2 separate regions of the Homo sapiens genome follow, and region 2 is linked to region 1. A link is an interaction called in ENCODE POLR2A ChIA-PET data of the cell type or tissue named here. Cell type or tissue: MCF 10A. All regions are shown on one strand. Each heading gives the region's core, and the rest is flanking DNA. Links, peaks and the distances in the headings are about the cores only.

What was found. ChIA-PET counts read pairs that join two places held together with the same protein. Peaks named below come from ENCODE experiments on the same cell type or tissue, not always from the same donor. Only the 100,000 strongest peaks of a DNase experiment are listed, where the experiment ranks them.
Region 2: POLR2A ChIA-PET joins it to region 1 with 7 read pairs; 3 of 35 experiments call an interaction of 5 or more read pairs at or near these places.

Annotation. Positions count from the first base shown.
Region 1 is chr2:237,287,941-237,297,169 of GRCh38, reverse strand. It overlaps LOC105373954 (a long non-coding RNA gene), which reads left to right. Exons shown (of 4, transcript XR_924039.3): 2 at 2,081-2,198; 3 at 2,422-2,534; 4 at 5,424-7,068. Among named protein-coding and RNA genes, the nearest start is that of COL6A3, 120 kb to the left of the region's middle. In MCF 10A, for the core only: no CTCF peak of the experiment used is centred there; DNase peaks (open chromatin) are centred at 5,549 and 5,909.
Region 2 is chr2:237,136,909-237,146,137 of GRCh38, reverse strand. LOC124906127 (a long non-coding RNA gene) reads left to right here. Exons shown (of 2, transcript XR_007088143.1): 1 at 1-2,418; 2 at 2,667-9,229. Among named protein-coding and RNA genes, the nearest start is that of COPS8, 56 kb to the right of the region's middle. RefSeq lists enhancers at 7,516-8,018, 8,019-8,522. In MCF 10A, for the core only: no CTCF peak of the experiment used is centred there; DNase peaks (open chromatin) are centred at 2,267 and 4,327.

The DNA.
Region 1 (9,229 bases), core at 786-8,785:
AGGGAGCAAGGTGTGAGGCTCAGAGAGAAGCAAACCCAGAGAGAGGCTCTGTTGCTGGCTCTGAAGGTGGAGGAAGGGGCAGTGAGGGAAGGAATGTGTCAGCCTCTAGAAGGAAAAGACACGGAGGAAACTCTCTCCTAGAGCTTCCAGGAAGAAGAGCAGTCCTGCTCCACCCTGATCCCCACTCATTGAGGCCATTCCAGACTTCTGACTTCCAAAACTGTAAAGTAGTAAATCTGTGCTATTTTAAGCACTAAGTTTGTGAAATTTGTTAACCGTCAAGAAAAAAAAAAAAAACTAATGCATTTGGGTTAGTTTGACCTTTGTGAGTCAGTTTTTACATGTGTAAAGTAGAGATAGAAATAATATCTACTTCCCAGGATTCTTGCAAGTAAAGTAACTAATACCCTATTTGACATATTATATATATTCAGTAAAAAGATAGTCATCATTATTTCTATCAAGACAGTTTTATTTGTGAGGTTCCCCTCAGCATCATTTAGCTGCCATAAAAAAACTGCAACAGCAATTAACATATTCCTCCCCCACCTTGTGGGACCTCCTAATACTTTGCTTTCTTTCCTTGAATAAGGAAACGTCACCACTAGGATAGAGATCCACAGCTACCTGACTCCTTCATTCCAATTTCTGGGGAAACACTGACTGGCCCAGCTGCCCAGTGTGGGTCAAATCCCAACTCACCCTAACCAGATTACTGCATGGATAACAGGAAAGGACAATCCTAGAGAAGTGATGCTGGTCAAGCTGTCTGGTCTAGTCTAGAGTCCACTGCTGGGCTGCCTAGTACACACATAGGTGTACACACTCACACACACACACACTCATGCACATATAGACAGACACACACACACACACACCAGTCATTGCATCTGGAGGTAATATCACGGAAACACACACACACACCAATCATTGCATCTGGAGGTAATATCACGGAGCGGCTGCAGCTGTCTACGTACAGGATGGTATATAGTACCAAAATGTAAAAACCAAAATGGTAAAAACCATTTCTCCCCAGACACAGTCTTGATACAGTCCAGATGTAGCTCCTTACAGCCTGCAACCTGGGCATAACTGTCCATCACATCTGGTGTGAACTGGTAGAGAAAAGCAAGGTGGAAATGTTACCCGCACTGTACATCGGTCGAAGGTCCCGAGCACAGGCTGTTTTCTTCTGGACAGAAAAAGTGACACACGCGTCCTTGTTGACATGTTGCCCTGGATGTGAACTGAACTCCTTAATAAGTCTGTCTGGTGGGCACAGCTTCTGCCTGATTGAATGACTTCTGTGTTCCAGTGTGCTTCTGGGCCAGGCTTAAGAGAGAAAAAGAAGTGTTTTCATGTGATGTGTATGTATTTGTGCGCTACTCATCTTGGAGAGTGATGGAAAAATCTCAAGACCCTCTTAGCTAAGCTTGGGAGTTTTCTGGTGACATAACTACCTTTAATATTACTAAAATTCCTTTCTCTTCTATGTGTGAAGAATACGTTTATAAGTTTTCAATGCCAGAATTGTTGGATAAGTATGATTTTTATTCACCATGACCCACTAAAGTAAACTGTCCAGAGCTTTGGGGCATTTTAATTTCTTTAGTTCTAAATTTAATAATCTGCAGGAGGTTTGTGTGGTGAAAAATAAACAGAAGTGAGAGTATAGTTGAATCTGTCCCTAACGTGCCCTGGACTGTAGTCCCAGCCTTCTCAGGCTACATTCAAATCAAATTTTCTTATGTCCATTTTTTCAACTTCATTTAACATGAACTTATTGAATGTCTACTACGTTTCAGGCATTGCTGTAGGCATTGTAAATATAACAAAACAGACAAGTTTCTGCTTTCAAGTAGCTTACCTTTTAGTGGAAGGACACTGAATAGAAAGGGCAAGCTGTTCAGCAAAATCCAGTCTCCTCTACTTTGGACACACACCAAAACTCTATTTCCCAATATTTCTTAAAGTTATGTATGATCAAATTACCAAGCCCTTTCCAACCCAACGAGCAAAAGTGATGTGTTCCGGACCTGGACAATGAACACCTCCATGTATATCCCTTCATGACTATTAGCTTCTGCTTACTGGATTCAGAAATGATGGAGCCACAGAATGGAAGGAGTGTGGATCCCTGAATGACTGCATGGAGGAGAACCAACCTGCCAACTTCAGTATCTACCTAGGACTACTAGGTGAGCAGGAAACAAAGCTTACTGTATTGAGACATTACATGCTTGAATCTATTTGGTATAACATCAGTTTAACCTACTCTGAATAATATACAGAGATGGGCAAAGAAATATATTCTGTGTTGAGTGGTGATAAGTCTAGGCATAAAAATATAGCAGAGCAGGAGAAGTGAGAGTAATGTGCATGTTCATGTGTGTTTGTGTTTTATAAATGGTGCTGAGGAAGACCTTCCTGGAAATAAATCATTTGAACAGACAATTGAAGGAAGCGAAGATATGAGTCAGCCCTGAAAATCTTAGGCAGAGGAGAGAGGTGCTGAAGATGAAGGAAGAACCCAGGTAGGAGCCCCACAAACACTAAGGCTCTGAGATGGCTGTGTTTGATTGGGGCCCAGTGGAGCTATTAATAGCATCCTGAATTCCTCTGACTCTTCCTAGAGAGCCTTATTCTAATGACAAGGATCTCTTATTTTACTTGTTGGTACTTCAACTTTAGCTTTAGAAATGGTTAAGTTTTGCAAATGGCCTATTTATCTGAAACTTAGCAGTATTATATTGCTGGAAATCAGGAGAAAGGACTTCCCTTAATAAATAATATACTTGCCCTGCTGTTATTTCTCTCCCCCTCTCTCTTTTTCTTTCATTTTTGCTTCCAGGCAGTAACCTTGGATCAAAGCTCGTATTCTCATTTAGATTCTTACTAAAGGCAGTAAGAGGCAGTCAACACATCTTGATTCTATGACATTTGCCAAAAAATATTCTAAAGCATTGGCCTCAGTAGGCTGTTGGTTTAACAGGAATTACCAGCTTTCTTCCCAGGATGGAGGAATCTTGAGAACTATCATCACCCTCCTCCCTGCAAATTCAGCCAATTCCATATGTTTGGGTCAGCTACTTGCAATTAATTTCTGATTTTTCTTAGTTATAAATATTTTGCCTACAAGTAATAGAAACCACTAAGCAATAGGGGAATGTTTTTGACAATTACTCAGTTAGCTTATGAATTTAAACATGAGATGCATAGACTAAACACCATCTGGGGCTGTTTTCCTGTATAAATAGATAAATAGGTAAGTTTCTGTTTATTCTTCATGCACTTGCTTCACCGTGATATATGCATCCAACTGGGACACAGTAAATGTGGCATAAATTATATTAAGGAAATCAAATCAATGAAAAGGATATTTGCAAACTAAGAGAAAGACTGAGGAAAGGAAGAGCAGGGTAGCAAGAACAACCAAGTTTTGAGACATGCGCTGGAGATAAGGAGGGGGTAACATTGATGTCAATGATATATAAAAAACGCACAAAACCTTTTGCATCACTGTTTTCACACTGCATGGGATAATTGTTGAGAATATTGCATACAAGTTAATGCCACTGGCTTTGGGGTCCAATTGGCTAGTGTTCTAGTGCCAGATTTGCCACTTACGGGCTGTGCATCACTGAGCAAATCACTTCACTTCATAGGGTTGTTGTAAGGATTCAAAATGCTTTAAAAATACATGCCAAGGACTAGAATTTAGTAAGCTTCTGATAAGCAATATATTTTAATTACAATATAGTTCAGAATCAATATCTCTATCCAATTATCCCTCATTGAATATCTGTCTTTTAACTGTCACTGTTCCTAAAGGCTTTGTATTCTCTTACTTCAACTCTAGGGAGTGGAGAGTTGATGAGGCTAGGAAGTAAGCTTGATATTTCCCTTTTTCTGAGCCTTAGTTTCATTTCTGTGAACCCACAGTGGGATTCACCAGCTCCCACGAATATTCCATTCATATTGCAGGTAGTGGGTCTGGACAATGAATTCTGGCCAAGGACAAAAGATGAGTGTTCTTTCTTGTTGAGTTCATAAAAAGCCATGCTATTTTCTTCAGTCTCTCTATGCAGGCCCCATGTTTTTGATGGTTTAGGTACAAAACTGTAGAGGCATAATCACCTTGATCCTTGAGTGACTGTGTGGAGTAGAGGCCTCTGCTGTCCTATATAGGACTGGTAATGTGAGTGAAAAAATAAATTTGGCTGGATTAACCTACTGAGATTTTGGAGTTGTTGGTTACTGCAGCACAACCTAGCCCCCTTTCCCAACCCACCCCAATAACATACCAGTTGGAAAATGATGGTGACAGATCAGCTGATCCTTCACATTCAAAGAAACTGCATTTCTACAAAATGCTGTAATTGACAAGAATGTCATTCCAACCCTTATGTACTACCACTGCAGTGTCACTCTTTGCAGGAAGATAAATTACTTAATGTGTCTCTTTTCTCCCAGCAGCTGGCATGGTGTTTATCACTGAATAAACATGGAAAATGGTCACTGAGTATTCTTTATATTAATTATTTCCCAAAAATATGACTCAGAAATTAGAACAGCACTCAGTGCCCTTTATCTTATTTTATGTTTCCATTTTCATCGTTAAATTCCTCTGAAGTCATTGGCATTATGACCATAGGAAAAATATCTGATTTACTCCGTTCTTAGGTAAAAACATTTTGACATTCATTTTATTTCTCTTATAAATCATTTAAGAGAAATCTATGCAAGTCACATGCTTCTGTGAAAAATGGAAAAATTAAAGTAGTTTTTGGAAACCTTAATGACACATAGAGGAATTTTTAAACTTCTTGGGAGTTTACTGTAAACACACGCAGTACAGCACTAAAACACATTGGAAGTACTAAGGAAAGAGACAGTTTGGAAATATTTGAAAATAGCTGTTACAGCTTCATTTGCTTAACTTTTGGAGCCTCAGTTTCCCCATCTGTGAAATGGAAATGATTTTACAGTTGAAGAAACGAAGAAGCAGTTGAATCAGCTGCTTGAGAGAGCAGAAGCTCTGGTGCCAGACTGGGTCCTTGTCAGAGGATCGTCATTTACTAGCAGATGGGCACGTTATTAGTAGTTATGTTTTCTGTGCCTCAGTTTCCTCATCTGTAAAATAAGGTTAATAGCACCTATAGTGTAGAGTTGCCGTGAGCATTCAGTTAACATTTCAAGTGTTACCTGGCACATAGCTATGATTATGTGTTAACTCCCTCTACTTCTGCAAAGTTTACTTAAAATATCAAATATCATATGTTCTTACCACAATATGTATGTACTTCCGAATTTCTCGCCACTTTTATTAGAATAAACTCTTATGTTTGACCCAGCTGTACGTTTGATACAGCTCATTTAAATGCCTTATCACAGTGAATTCCTCTCTTGTCTGCTTTTCAAAGATAAAAATGGGGAAAATGATCAACGTAGAAGATGGCAGCCAGACTTGAAACGACACAGAAGGGAAGCAGTTCTTCTGAAAAAGGAGACGTGCTGAGTAAACAGTCCCTGAAGTGCTCCTGGCTGGGCTCCAGATGAGTAATGATTTATGAACGGGAAATCTGGGTCGGCCGGGCTTCAGTCCCGCGGCGCAGGGAGATGGAAACCAGATGCGGAGGCTTCATCCAGAGGCCCAGGAGCGGCAGCAAGGAGGGGGTGAGGGTGCAGAGAGGGACACAGAACCACGAAGGGCACATGTGGCGCGGGGAACACACAGAGAGGGGAGGAGGAGAAGACAGAAAAGAGGAGGGAGAGGAGAGAATCAACCAAGCCGTCACTCTTGGAAATAAAACACCCTTCAGAGTTAACTCAGAAAACGTTTCCTCAGCCAGAAAACCTGGTGCTTCCTCAGAATATACGTTTTGTTTTCATCTACGTTCCCATGGAAACCAGCTAAAAAAGTTCAGACACATTTGTTGACTTCAACTACTTGGAGTACAGAGACCGTGTCTGTGTGTGTGTCTCAATATACACAACGTGTTTCCAAATATGTTTCAATGAAATGCTGGTTCTCTTCCAATTAAATCTCTGCGAGAGTTCAGTTTCCTAAAAGCTAAAAAGAATTGATTTTTAATGCAATTCTGCCAAAGAGAAGAAAATTTAAGTGTGTATTCTTCCTATTGCCAAACTGTCCAATACAAAGCAAATCAGACATCTAGAACAGGGATCAGCAAACTATGGCCAGTGGGCAAATTTTGGCCCACAAACTCTTTCTGTATAGTCCACAGGTTAAGAGTGGGTTATTTATTTATTTATTTTTGGTTGTTGTTGCTTTGCATTTTTTAAAAGTTGTAACAAAAAACGAGAAGATTATAAAACAGGATTGTGTGTGGCCCACAAAGCTGAAAATATTCACTCTCTGGTCCTTTACAGAAAAGTTTGCTAAGCCCCGATCTAGAATATGATGCTTTTGCCAGTGAAGCTGTTGTACATGATAACAGGTCAGCTGGGTAATAATTTCTATAAATGAAACGATTCTTAGAAATATTGATATAGACCCATAGAGTGCTTTGGTGTAAACACTCATTTGATCACTTCACGCTAAGCCACTGAGCTCCGCCCTCGAAGTGGGGAAAGCTGGCGAGTAGCACGCGGGGGTAGACGAGCTCTCCCTGGCCACGCCGAGGGGAAAGCACATGACGTTCTGGGTCTGTGCAGAGCTGCAGCGGCTCCCAAATACAGTGCTGGCACTCATCTCTCAAACCTCGTAAAGGAGCATGAGCAATGGACAGTGAAAAGTCACAGAAGAATGTATCCTGGGCTTTGGAGAGACCCAAAGAATAAGGCACTCATGGAGAAGCAACAGATTGTACCCTGGCTTTGATCAAAGTGACCCTGACCAAATAATGATGAGAATAATAAACAAAAACAATAGCTAATGGTGACTAAAATTTATTGGGTGTTTATGGTGTGCCAGGCATCATGCTGAGCACTTTCCTTGATTTACCTTATTTAATCCCCATAATGACCTTCTGAAAGCGGAGGAACAGACTCAGAGGTAAAACAACTCTTTCAGAGTGAAATAGCTGTTAAGAGGCAGAGCCATGGTCTGAGAACAGATTCTTTTTTTAAATTTTTTTAGAAAAATCTTTTATTAAACTCCCGTAATCTAGAAAAATAGACTTCTTTTTTTAATAATTAATAGACTTTATTCAGAATTCAGCATGTCCTTTTCCCATCTTATCATCAAATGCAGTGTACTACAATATATTTAATCTTTGTCTCTTTATTTAATTCCTATGGCAATTCCCCCCCACACTGTTTTATTTATTTATTTATTGTTTTATTATTATACTTCTTAAGCACTGCCTTGATGGCTTCTTGTTTAGAAAGACTCATGGGGAAGTGTTATCAATATAAATATGCAGGGTACAAATGGAATTGAAAAACAGGTCTTTATGACCCATATTTATCTCCCCTTTACTTTCAAACCCCACAATAATAAAAGTCCATGCACCGAGGTATCACAACATTTCATTCTCGATGTTATTTTCCATAGAGTCTGAACTGTGCGATATGAGGCCGACCTCGGCATTTGGAGCTCTTTGGAGGCCTCGTCTTCCTGGGTACTCTGATTTTGATATTTTCTGGCTTGTTCCTTGGTCCCTAGGTCAGCTGACTCTATAATATATCTTCACTTGATTCAGCTTGGAAATCAAATTGATGTATCAATATGTGCATTTTTCTTCTGAAACGGCTTCAGCATGATCAATGGTTCCTTATCAAATAAGGGTAACAAAGTCCAAACGTGCAGAGGCACCGCAGGGGAGAGTCACACTGTGCTTGAGTTGGGGCAGGTGTGGTCCCTTGGCCACAGCCATGAGACAGCTTGACACGCCAAGCTTTGCTCAAACAAGGAGGACGGGAGTCAGCTGGGGCAGTCAGGAGTCACGCTCTCTCTCTCTCTGAAATTTAGTTTACATGGTTTTTCATAAGGAGTCTCCTATAAATTCTTACCGTTGTGCTTATGTTGGTAATGTGTTGGAGTACTTTCAAGATCTTTGTCTTTGTTTTTAAGAAGTTCATGCATAACGTATTGAGGGGTGTTTTTCTGCCCCTCAGTGTTCATCTGTCTCGTTTCTGGTTCCGCAAGTTTCACAGATCTGTGATCTAACATCTTTCACTGTTTTGATAAATTCTTGTCCACTATCTCTTCAAATATTTCTGTTTCTTCTCTCTCTCTCTTTCCTTTCAGGAATCTCGATTACACTTATGTTTGACTTTTTGCTAATGTCCCATGGCTTTTCATTTCCTGCTCTATTTTTCCCTCTCTTTTATTCTCTTTGTGTTTTATTTTGGTGATTTCCATTGAGTCACCTGTAAGTTCAATGATTCATTGCCTGTGTTGAGTCTAGTGATAAGCCTGATAAAGGCTTTCTAATTTTTAATTTAAATTTTATTTATTTACAATAAATAAATAAATATTTGGGGGTACAAGTGGTTTTTGGTTACATGGATGAATTGCATAGTGGTGAAGTCTGAGCTTTTAACATACCCATCACCCAAATAGTGTACATTGTACCCAACAGGTGACTTTTCATCCCTTGCCTCACTCCCATCCTTTCCCTTCTGAGTCTTCAATGTCCATTTCACCACTCTGCTTGCCTTTGTGTGCCCATAGCTTAGCCCTGCCTTATGAATGAAAGCATGCAGTATTTGGTTTTCTGTTCCTGAGTTAGTTAAGATAATGGCCTCCAGTTGTATTCAAGTTGATGCAAAAGACATTCTTTCATTCTTTTTTATGGTTAAGTAGTATTCCATGGTGCATATATATACCACATTTGTTTTCTTCATAACTATTTTATTTCCAGCATTTCCATTGGATGCTTTTTTATAGTTTCCCTCTCTCTGCTGAAAGTTGTCATCTGCTCATGCATGTTGTCCACCTTTTCCACTAGTCTTTAATATATTAATCACTATTATTTTTAATTTTTTGTCTGATAGTATGGACGTCTGGCTATCTGTGAGTCTGGTTCTATTTCTGCCTCTTGGCAGTGGGTTATTTTTGTCTTGTTTTTTTTTTCTGTCTCATAATTTTTGATCTAATGCCAGACATCATGTATAGAACAGAAAAGTCTGAGGTCAATAGAATTTATTCCTTGAGATGAAAATACTTTTTCTTTTGATAAGCTGTTAGTGTGAAGTTTGAGTCAGTCTTGTCAGGAGTTAACCTACAAACTGATGTTGCTGTTGCTAGGGTTATCACCAC
Region 2 (9,229 bases), core at 499-8,498, 150 kb after region 1:
AAACTTTGAGCTAGCCATGACATTTCCTTTCTTGTTCATTTGCCACTGAGATTTCTACTTATTTTCAGCAACACATCTGAGCATGGGGTCTTTCTGTGCACAGCTTTTAACCAAATAAGCCACCTCTAGCAGGTGAGGTGCTGGTTTTTAAGGTATGCTTTCCCTGGTAGAATTACTGCATTGACTAAGCTGGGGGATGGGAAAATGAAGTAGCCCCAGGCTTAAAAATACCACACACTATTTTTCTTACCTGAGGTTCAGTAGTTTATCTTGAGTAAATGCTTCTCAATTTGTTGTATGGCTTTGGTCAATTTTCAGTCCTGAGATGGTTGTTTTTGATAATTTTGTCCAGTTTTATTATTACTTTTTGGGGAGAGGATTTGACAATCTCCTCATTCTGCCATTCTGGAAATGAAGAAGCTGACAAATCTGAAAATTACTGAGCACACTGGCAAATCTCTTAATTGTAGATTTATTTTAAAACATTTCATATAGATTCAGTTGCATACCCAAGTTGTATAACAATTATTGAAACACCAGGACTTAGAAAAATTGTTATTAATATTAGAAAAACTTCTCTTTACATCCTGGAAAATTTATTAGTTCAATGGCTCTCAATCTCCATTGTTTAATCTCTCTCAGACTTTAATCCCTAACTTTAAAAGTGGGTCTGGGGAAGATGGGAGTGCAGAATACTATTATGGTAAAAATTACATGCAATATTTATGCAAATGTGTTTTGAAAATTGAAATATTCTATACAAGTGTTACTGTCTTAAATGTGTTGGGGGCTATGCTGGGTGCTGAGGAATCAGAGTGGACAATACGGAGGTAGTCTCTGACCTCATGGAGTTGACTGCCTGGTAGGGCAACCGGACAGTAATTATGTATGTTGGAATTTGAATACAACCATAAACAATAACTCGTTCTTCTCCTTTAAAATTTAAGAGATAAGGCACAGGTGTCAGATGGAAATAAAAAAATATGTTTTATTATTGATAAAACTGGAAAGGCTGACTCAATCTGTGCCCACAATAGGGATCCCTAATATGTACTCCTACTATCCCCCTCAAGTGCTCCCATTCAGCCAACTCAGGAAGAGCTGGTGAAGGGTGAGTAGAGGAGGAGAATGTCCATAGGAGGAGATGCCCCAAAGAGAGGAATACTGTTGGGGTCTGAACTGCTTGGATGCATTTTTTTTTTCAATCCATCTCTCCTCAGACTATTGGAAGTGAGAGGAGAAGATTCCGTTAAGAGGGTGCCTGAGAAACTGCAAAGCTTAACGGTTAAGCAGAGGAGGGAGGAGTCTGTCTAAAAGGCAAACCAAGAGTGTTTAGTTCCAGAAGCCTAGATAAGAGATGGTTTCTACACACAAGAGTGTAGTCAGTAGTGGAGACTGCCACAGAGAGACCCAGCATGATGGGAAGGACCACAGGTGTCCACTGGATTGACTGAGGACAACAGTGGGAGCAATTCCAGTGAAGTTATGTAGGCAAATACTAGATTGAAGTGAACTGAGGAAGGAGTGAGATATGAGAACGTGGGGACTGTAAGTGAAGACAATTGTTTAGGGCAAGTTTATCTGTGAAGGGAGCAGGAAGACAGGACAGTACCTGCAGGGAATCAGATGGGAGTGGTGGGGGGTACAGCCTGTGTAGAGGATTATTTGTACTGGTGTTGGTGGTAGTTTTGATTGGTGTTGTTGATGGGGATTTCTTAGGTGCTTTTAAATATGGGAATGGCATGAACTGTTGAAAAGGGGAAAATACAAGCAAAATGTCAAAGACAGACAGCGGTGGGGGTCGACATGTTAGTGGTCCTTGGAATGAAGAAGTGGGATGGGATCCAGAGCAGGCAAAGAGGAGCTAGCTGCAGTCAGAAGAGGGACCACTCTTTCATTGTAATGGGGAAAAGGAAGAGGAGATTTTAAAAAAGACACAAGGGGGAGTGCCGATTTGGTGGTGCAAAGGTGAGAGTGCTCCATGTGACGGTTCCTATTTTCTCTGAGAAGGATGCAAGGTCATACATTGAGAGTAAGGGGTTGAACAGGGTCAGAGGATGGAGTAGACTGGAGACCATAAAGCCAAGTGAGGGAGATTCCCTCCAGACACTCTAAAGTCTGTGCTTCCACCTCTGTTCTTCTTTAAAACCACATATCATGGGTACCTATGACACTGATTTTCACAGCCAGTTTTTTTAAGTGCAAGAATTTTGCAATATGATATAAATTTGATGAATCATTGAATAGTTCTTTGTGTTCTGTTTCTCATGCTCCATCACTAACCCAGCCAAGATTTTCATTAAAAAAAAATTTCCAGACGTTGTTTATCAATCCAGGAGCTTGGCAAGAAAGGTCCACCTCTGTTCACACATGGGACAGACAAGACCAGTTTCTGACTGCCAGTAACTTTTACAAAAGGTGGGTATGAAGCTTCTCTCTCAAATTCTAATAATAAGAAGAACAATAATGTGTCAGATTTTATGTTCCAAGGACACATATTTGTACTCACATGTATTTATCCCATTTCATCCCTCCCAATGGGATGTGGGGTCTAGTTTCCCCCACTCAAATCTGGGCAGGGACTGTGATTGCCTGACCAATGGAGTATGGCAGAAGCTTGATGTTCCTGCTGGTTCTCTCTCTCTCTTTCTCTCTCTGGGTGTCAGGATGCTCACCTTTGGAACCAAGACACTATTATGTGAGGAAGCCCAAGCCACATGGAGAGACCCACACGGAGGAACAAGGCCTTTGCCAACAGGCAGCACCAATTAGCTAACTACACAAATGAGCCACCTTGAAGGTGACTCCTCCAGCCCCACTCTAGCCTTCGATGACTGCAATCCTGGCTGACATTTCACTGAACCTTCCTCAGAAAGCTCAGGCCAGAGCCACCCAGCCAAGGTGCCTGGGATTCCTGATCCACAAGAAACCATTTGTGGTAATAGTTATATTTTGTTGTTCTAAGCCCCTATGTTTTGGGGTAAGTCACTAGGATTTGTTTTGTAGCATCAGATAACTGAAATGAATGATAATAACAAATTTAACAAATACTATTTAAACATCTACCTCTGCCTGGGTTCTCAGTGCCTAGCACTGAATCTAGGGGAACTAGTTTGAAGTAGTAATCCTGAAATCACTAAGCTACGGTGCCTTACACACATCACATGTAATCCTCACAAAAATCTTATGCAGTAGGTGCTGAGATTAGACCTATTTTAACAGATGAGGAAACTGAGGTCCAGAAGTCACACAGCTGGTAAGTGGCTGGCCTGGCACAAGAACGGATGCATTGCTATCTCTGAGTCATATCTAAGATGATCTTCAGGATCTAAAGATATCCTTTCCCATTCCTCAGACTTCTTACCACAATCTGTCCCAGCTCAGGATACATACAGGTGAAGGATGGCATGTCACCAACTAAGGGGGATTATCCTATGAGCTTCTGGATAACTTGCCACCTTTGCCCTTGCCCTGTCAACTAACTGCCCCACTGCCAGTCCACCTCAATGTTGCTGTGCCTTTGAGGGTGTTGTCTGTGTCTGAATTAAGAAGGTAGACTGTGGGAAGAAGAAGACAGATCCTATAGGGAGCATCATGCATTAGGAAACAGAACACAGCTCTCAGGGTCCCCCATTGGTGATTTGTGCTTTAGCTGATGTAAGCTGAGCCACTCAGAGCACCCACGGCTTCCACCCACCCATGTGCTAAACCCCACCACCCTTTCCAAAATTGTTCCACAGCCCCATGCCCTTAGGAGCCTAGCATTCCAAGCTTGAGGCTCTTTGGGGCCTCCACTTTCTTCCCAGGAGGGGTTTTCCAATACATGCCCAATATGCACGAGTTGGTACATCCTTCCTTCCATCCAACCCATCTATGCAGTATGTTGAAGACACTTTCTGAAGCCTGTGGAGATCAACCTTCTCTGTTTCCCAGCACTAATTCACTTTTCAGCACTCTTCCTACATTTGTTCATTTTCCATGGGAATTTTGGAGAGAGAAAGTTTGACTTATGGGCTTGCCATCTTGAACCATGAATTGTAGATTTTTAATGGTAAAAGTATCTCCTCTGATGAGTAAGTTAATTTGGGATGGAGACCAGGGTTTTGGGCAGCCTGGCACAGAGAAGAGAAGCTGGGAGCGGCCCTGCCCAGGGCCTTTCTGACCTCACACCAATTTTCCACTTGGCTGCAAAGTAGCAGCTCTCCCAAGAGAACATGAGGACCTGGGGGCAAAGACTTGGGGTGTGGCCATGGTTGGAAACTCTAGCTCTCTAGATGGTTTTGCCTTTCACTGTGGTTAGAAAGGATACATAAATAAAGAGTACTAAGTATTCTATGTCTTGAAGATGCAATTTTCCCGCCCACAGCTAAGGGCTACTAGCCAACAGCAGTTCCCTGAAACCAAGGAAAAGATGGCCTGTGGGAACATGAGTCAGTGGCCTTGGCCTTGGGGAGGGCTCCAGTTAGGATCACTCAGCCTGTTCTTCCTCCCACCTCAATCTACTGGAACCTGCGTGTCAGGAAACCCACGATGATACAGTATTTATGGAAGAGCACATAGGTCTCTAAGGAACTACAGCGACATTCTGGGAGTCATGGTCTGCTCTGGGAAGTTTCAATGTGAATGAGACCAGTCTCAGGCTCAATCCCTACACCAGCCAGTTCACTCTTCCCTGATCTGTGACCGAAGGCTGTACTGTATCCCCACCCCAACGGCCATGTGCTACTGGCCTAATCATCTGTTGCCTCCCCCAGCCCATGGTCTTCTCAACCATGCAAGGAGACCCCATCACCACTGGGGCCAGCTCAAAGAGGCAGAGTAGGTCTGGCCTCCATAGCCCTCTGGCTTAAAGAGGAGTAGGATCACCGGAGGTCTTGCTAATGACCATTTTGGACAAATGACTTGTTTGTAGGCCTTGAAGCTGAGCCCATACTCTGGCCCTTCTCTCAGAACTAGGAATTCCAGAGCCTGTCCAAGGAGTCCTAGAGGCCTCTACTGGGGACCATCCCCTACAAGTCAGGCTTCTCCCAGGTCCACTTGGATTGGTGGGCTGCACCTGGGACCTGCTCTGGCCTTGCCTGTGGCCCCAACCCAGCCCTGTCCTCTTACACTCAGCTCCCAATCTGAGATGAACTTCTCAACCAGTATCTCCACTGTTGCTCCCTCAGCTAATAGCATCCTTGGCTGTCCACACTCAGCACTAACTTGACATTGTGCAGCTGCCTGACCTTCTGGACTAGACCTTCCCTGGTTTTTATAAATCAAAGAGCATCTTTCGGTAAAGGGATGATGGTGAACATTTATAAATGTCCCACAGACACAGGCCATCAATAGCAATGACGGCAGTGGGAGGGCAGCCCAGCTCCTGCGGGTTTCCACCAAACAGGAAAACAGGCTCAGGATTGTCAGATGCTCACAGTATTTCAAGAGCCATGAGAAATCTGGAATTTTCTGTGAAGTCTCCTGCTTTTTAGTTGTTAATTCATTAATATTTTAAAACATGGTGAGAGGCCCAGGCGTGGTGGCTCACACCTGTAATCCCAACACTTTGGGAGGCCGAGGCCAGTGGATTACCTGAGGCCAGGAGTTCAAGACCAGCCTGACCAACATGATGGAACCCTGTCTCTAGTAAAAATACAAAAAAATTAGCTGAGCATGGTGGTGCACACCTGTAATCCTAGCTACTCAGGAGGCTGAGGCAGGAGAATCACTTGAATCCAGGAGGCCGAGGTTGCAGTGCGCCGAGATCGCACCATTGCACTGCAGCCTGGGCGACAGAGCGAGACTCAAAAAACAAAACAAAACAAAACACGGTGAGAGCCAACCAAAACATATCTGCGAACCTAACCCAGGACCACCATTTGTGACCTCTACTAGGAGTACAGCCATTTGTTTAGTAATAATAATGAAAGGGATGATGTTAATAATAAAAGGTATTGAGTGTTCACCATGGGCCAGACATTATTCTAAGTGTCTTATATGGGTATCTGTTTTCAACCTCACTACAATATTATGAGGTCTATAGAAACTATTATCATCATATTTTGTTCCAAAAAAATAGTGACAAGTAACCTGAAAAAGGCTAAGGAATGTGTCCAAATTCAGACACCTAAAAAATGTCAGGACTGGACCCAGCCCCAGCAGCGCATGGGGCCATGACCAAAGCACCATGCCTCATTCCTCACAAGCACAGGAAGGAATGGGGAGGGGGTTTGTTTTAAGGGCTAGGATATATTTTTTTCAAAAACACTCCTATAAAATACACAAAAATGCAAACTGGTCCCTCTAGACAGGTAGGACTCTAAGTAACTTCTTTCTTTTCTTTTGTTTCCAAATATTCCTTTATATTTTTTAAACAAATGTGGTAGGATTATTAGTAAAGGCCTGCATAAGCCCTGGTCTGTCTCTGTGTCCCCCCACCCTGGGAGGAAGGTCACCCTCTCAGCTGAGTTCCCCAACTCCTTGGTGATACAACCTTGCAGCGAGGAACAAGCACTGTGGGTCTTAGTCCCAGTGACTGAGTGTGTGCACGTGCATGTGCCTTTGTGTGTGTGTGTGCATGTGCGTGTGTGTGCATATGTGAGCATGTGTGTGCATATGCGTGCATGTGTGTGCGTGTGCATGTGCATGCATATGTGCATGTGTGTGCGTATGTGTGCATGTGTGTGGGATCATGTGTGCGTCGGTGCATGTTTGTGTGTGCATACGTGTGTGTGTGCATGTTTGCACGTGTGCATGTGTTCATATATGTGCATGTGTGCATGTGTGCATATGGGTTGCATGTGTGCATAGGTGTACGTGTGTGTGCATGTGTGCATGTGCACGTGCATGTGTGTGTGTGTGCATGTGCACGTGCATGTGTGTGTATGTGCATGTGCACGTGCATGTGTATTGGGTGTGCATGGGGGCTGGATATGCAGATGTGTATTTTGGAAAGGTGTTCCAGATAATTCTGCTAGCCAGATGGCATTTTGGCTGAGAACAATTATTTTAAAAGTAAATATTAAATCTAATCTTTAATACCCCTAAGACATCTATTCTTACAAGAAATGAAAAACCTTATTTTATTCACTCTGTTATCAAAGTAGTTTGGGCTCCTTCAAGAAGATTTACAAGATACAAAATGTAGAAGGAAAAGAAAAATACACAAAACACCATAACATAACTACTATTTATACTTTAGTTCTTTCCCCCTTGGTCTTTTATGTATTCATAAATAACTGTGTGTGTGTGTGTGTGTGTGTGTGTGTGTGTGTTGTCCAAATGTACAACTAACCTAGTATCTTCCTTTTTAAATTTAATATATCATAAGTGCTTTTCCATGTTGCTAATATTATTTATTGGGAAAATTGTTTAATGACTCTATAATATTCTATCAAGTGCATTTGTAATAATTTTTCACCTTTCCTATGATTGACTATTTCAGGGTTTTTCTACTCAAGTTGATTATTATAAAAATGGCAAAATAAATCTTTGCCTATTTTTTCATATTTTTTGTTTAGTTTTCAGAATAGATTCCAAGAGAAGAAATTAATGAGTGAAAGCATATGAACATTTTTAATCTCATAAAACGTGCTGCAAAATGTATTTCCAAAAAAGTTGAAGAGATTTCTTTTCCCTCCAACAATGTATGAAGGTGCCTATTGTATATACCCTCACTAGCTTTGGGCAATCTCACCTAAGCACAGCGGGGAGAAAAGAAAAAACAAGCTGCTATTTTAAAACAATTCCACACAACAAGATGTACGGTGTGATGGTACTATCCATCCACATATTTCAACAGGAAATCTCCTTCCCAAGCCCAAGGTTTATAGTTGTTTAATCAGGTGAACTGAAGCAAATCAAAGAAACAAAAAACCTAAGGTCCACTGATAGTTGAGCCATCCTAAATCCTATGGATTAGGACAGCTTTCCCTCAGCATGACGAATCCTTTCCCTTCCTTAGAGCTGTGTCTGAGGCTGGCACTGAGCCGCAGGCACAGGGGCAGGTGGCCGTCTGCTGGGCTCTCAGGCCACGGCCTGCGGTCGACGGGCAACCCCAGCCTGGGGGCAGCCTGTCACTGGGACCAGGCCCCACTCAGCTCCCATGAGCTGCATGAGATTTGTCAAGTGTACTTTGTACTCTGGACCTAGAGTGGCAGGAACGCAAGAAAGTGGGGAAGAGGGGCAGGAGGGGTGGCACTACTGGACTCTGACTACAGTGGACAGAGGTAAAATGCAGCTTCGGTAAAGGGACTGGAGAGTGTCTCGCCTTTCCCACACAGGCAGAATGTTGAGGGGTCCAAGGCAGAACACACAGTGACAAATGGACCTCAGGGACAAAGGGGAGGGCCGAGTAGCAGTGACGCCCTGGCAGCAGTGAATGCACCTAGTGCCCAGGCCTTGGACTCTAAATAACGATCTCCAGTTAAAGGAACCAGGGCTCCTGGGAGAAATGGCTGACACCAGGGCTGACACTGGGAATGAGCAAGATTAGCCAGGAATATTTTGTGGTGCTAGAGAGTAAGAAAGGGATCCAAAAATGACAGGGCCATGCCAGAACAGGGGCCAACCGGAAGGCTCCCCCAGTGACTGAGCCTGGGATACGCAGAGCAACAAAATGTATAATGATGGCAACACATGACAGTTCCTAGAATCTAGAAAACACCCCTGAGTCCACATGGATACGAAGAATAACTGAATAAATAAACAGGAGGGGAAGTTCAGCTCTAACTTCCAGTAGAATTCCAGTAGAAAGAATGATGGAAATAGAAAAATCATTACTCGGCAAACACCGTAGTACTCATTATTGCAGGCAAAGGTCGTTTGATGGATGCTAAAATTAGTGAGTGAAAGATTGATGAAGAACAGAGTATTTATACAGCCTCTAAGTATCCCCCAACCAGATACTTACTGATTACAAAGGGAAGAACAGAAACTTTACAGTGGAGAAACCTAGCGGACACCACTTGAACCAAATCGAGTTACCATTACTGGTAATAAGACATATTGACCTCACGTACCCACCAAGCACAATGCACTGAGAAGGGCACAGCGTTGCTCCTGGGGTACCCTTGGCAAAAATGCATAATTTCAGCGTCACAAAGAAAATATCCGCAAAATAACAGATGGGCTTTCATCATTGGTGTGAAGATTATAAAAGGCAAAGACTGAGAACTGTCCCAGATTAGAGGACCAGGGAGATCTGACAACTAAACGTGGGCTTCTGGATTGGATCTGGGACCAGCAA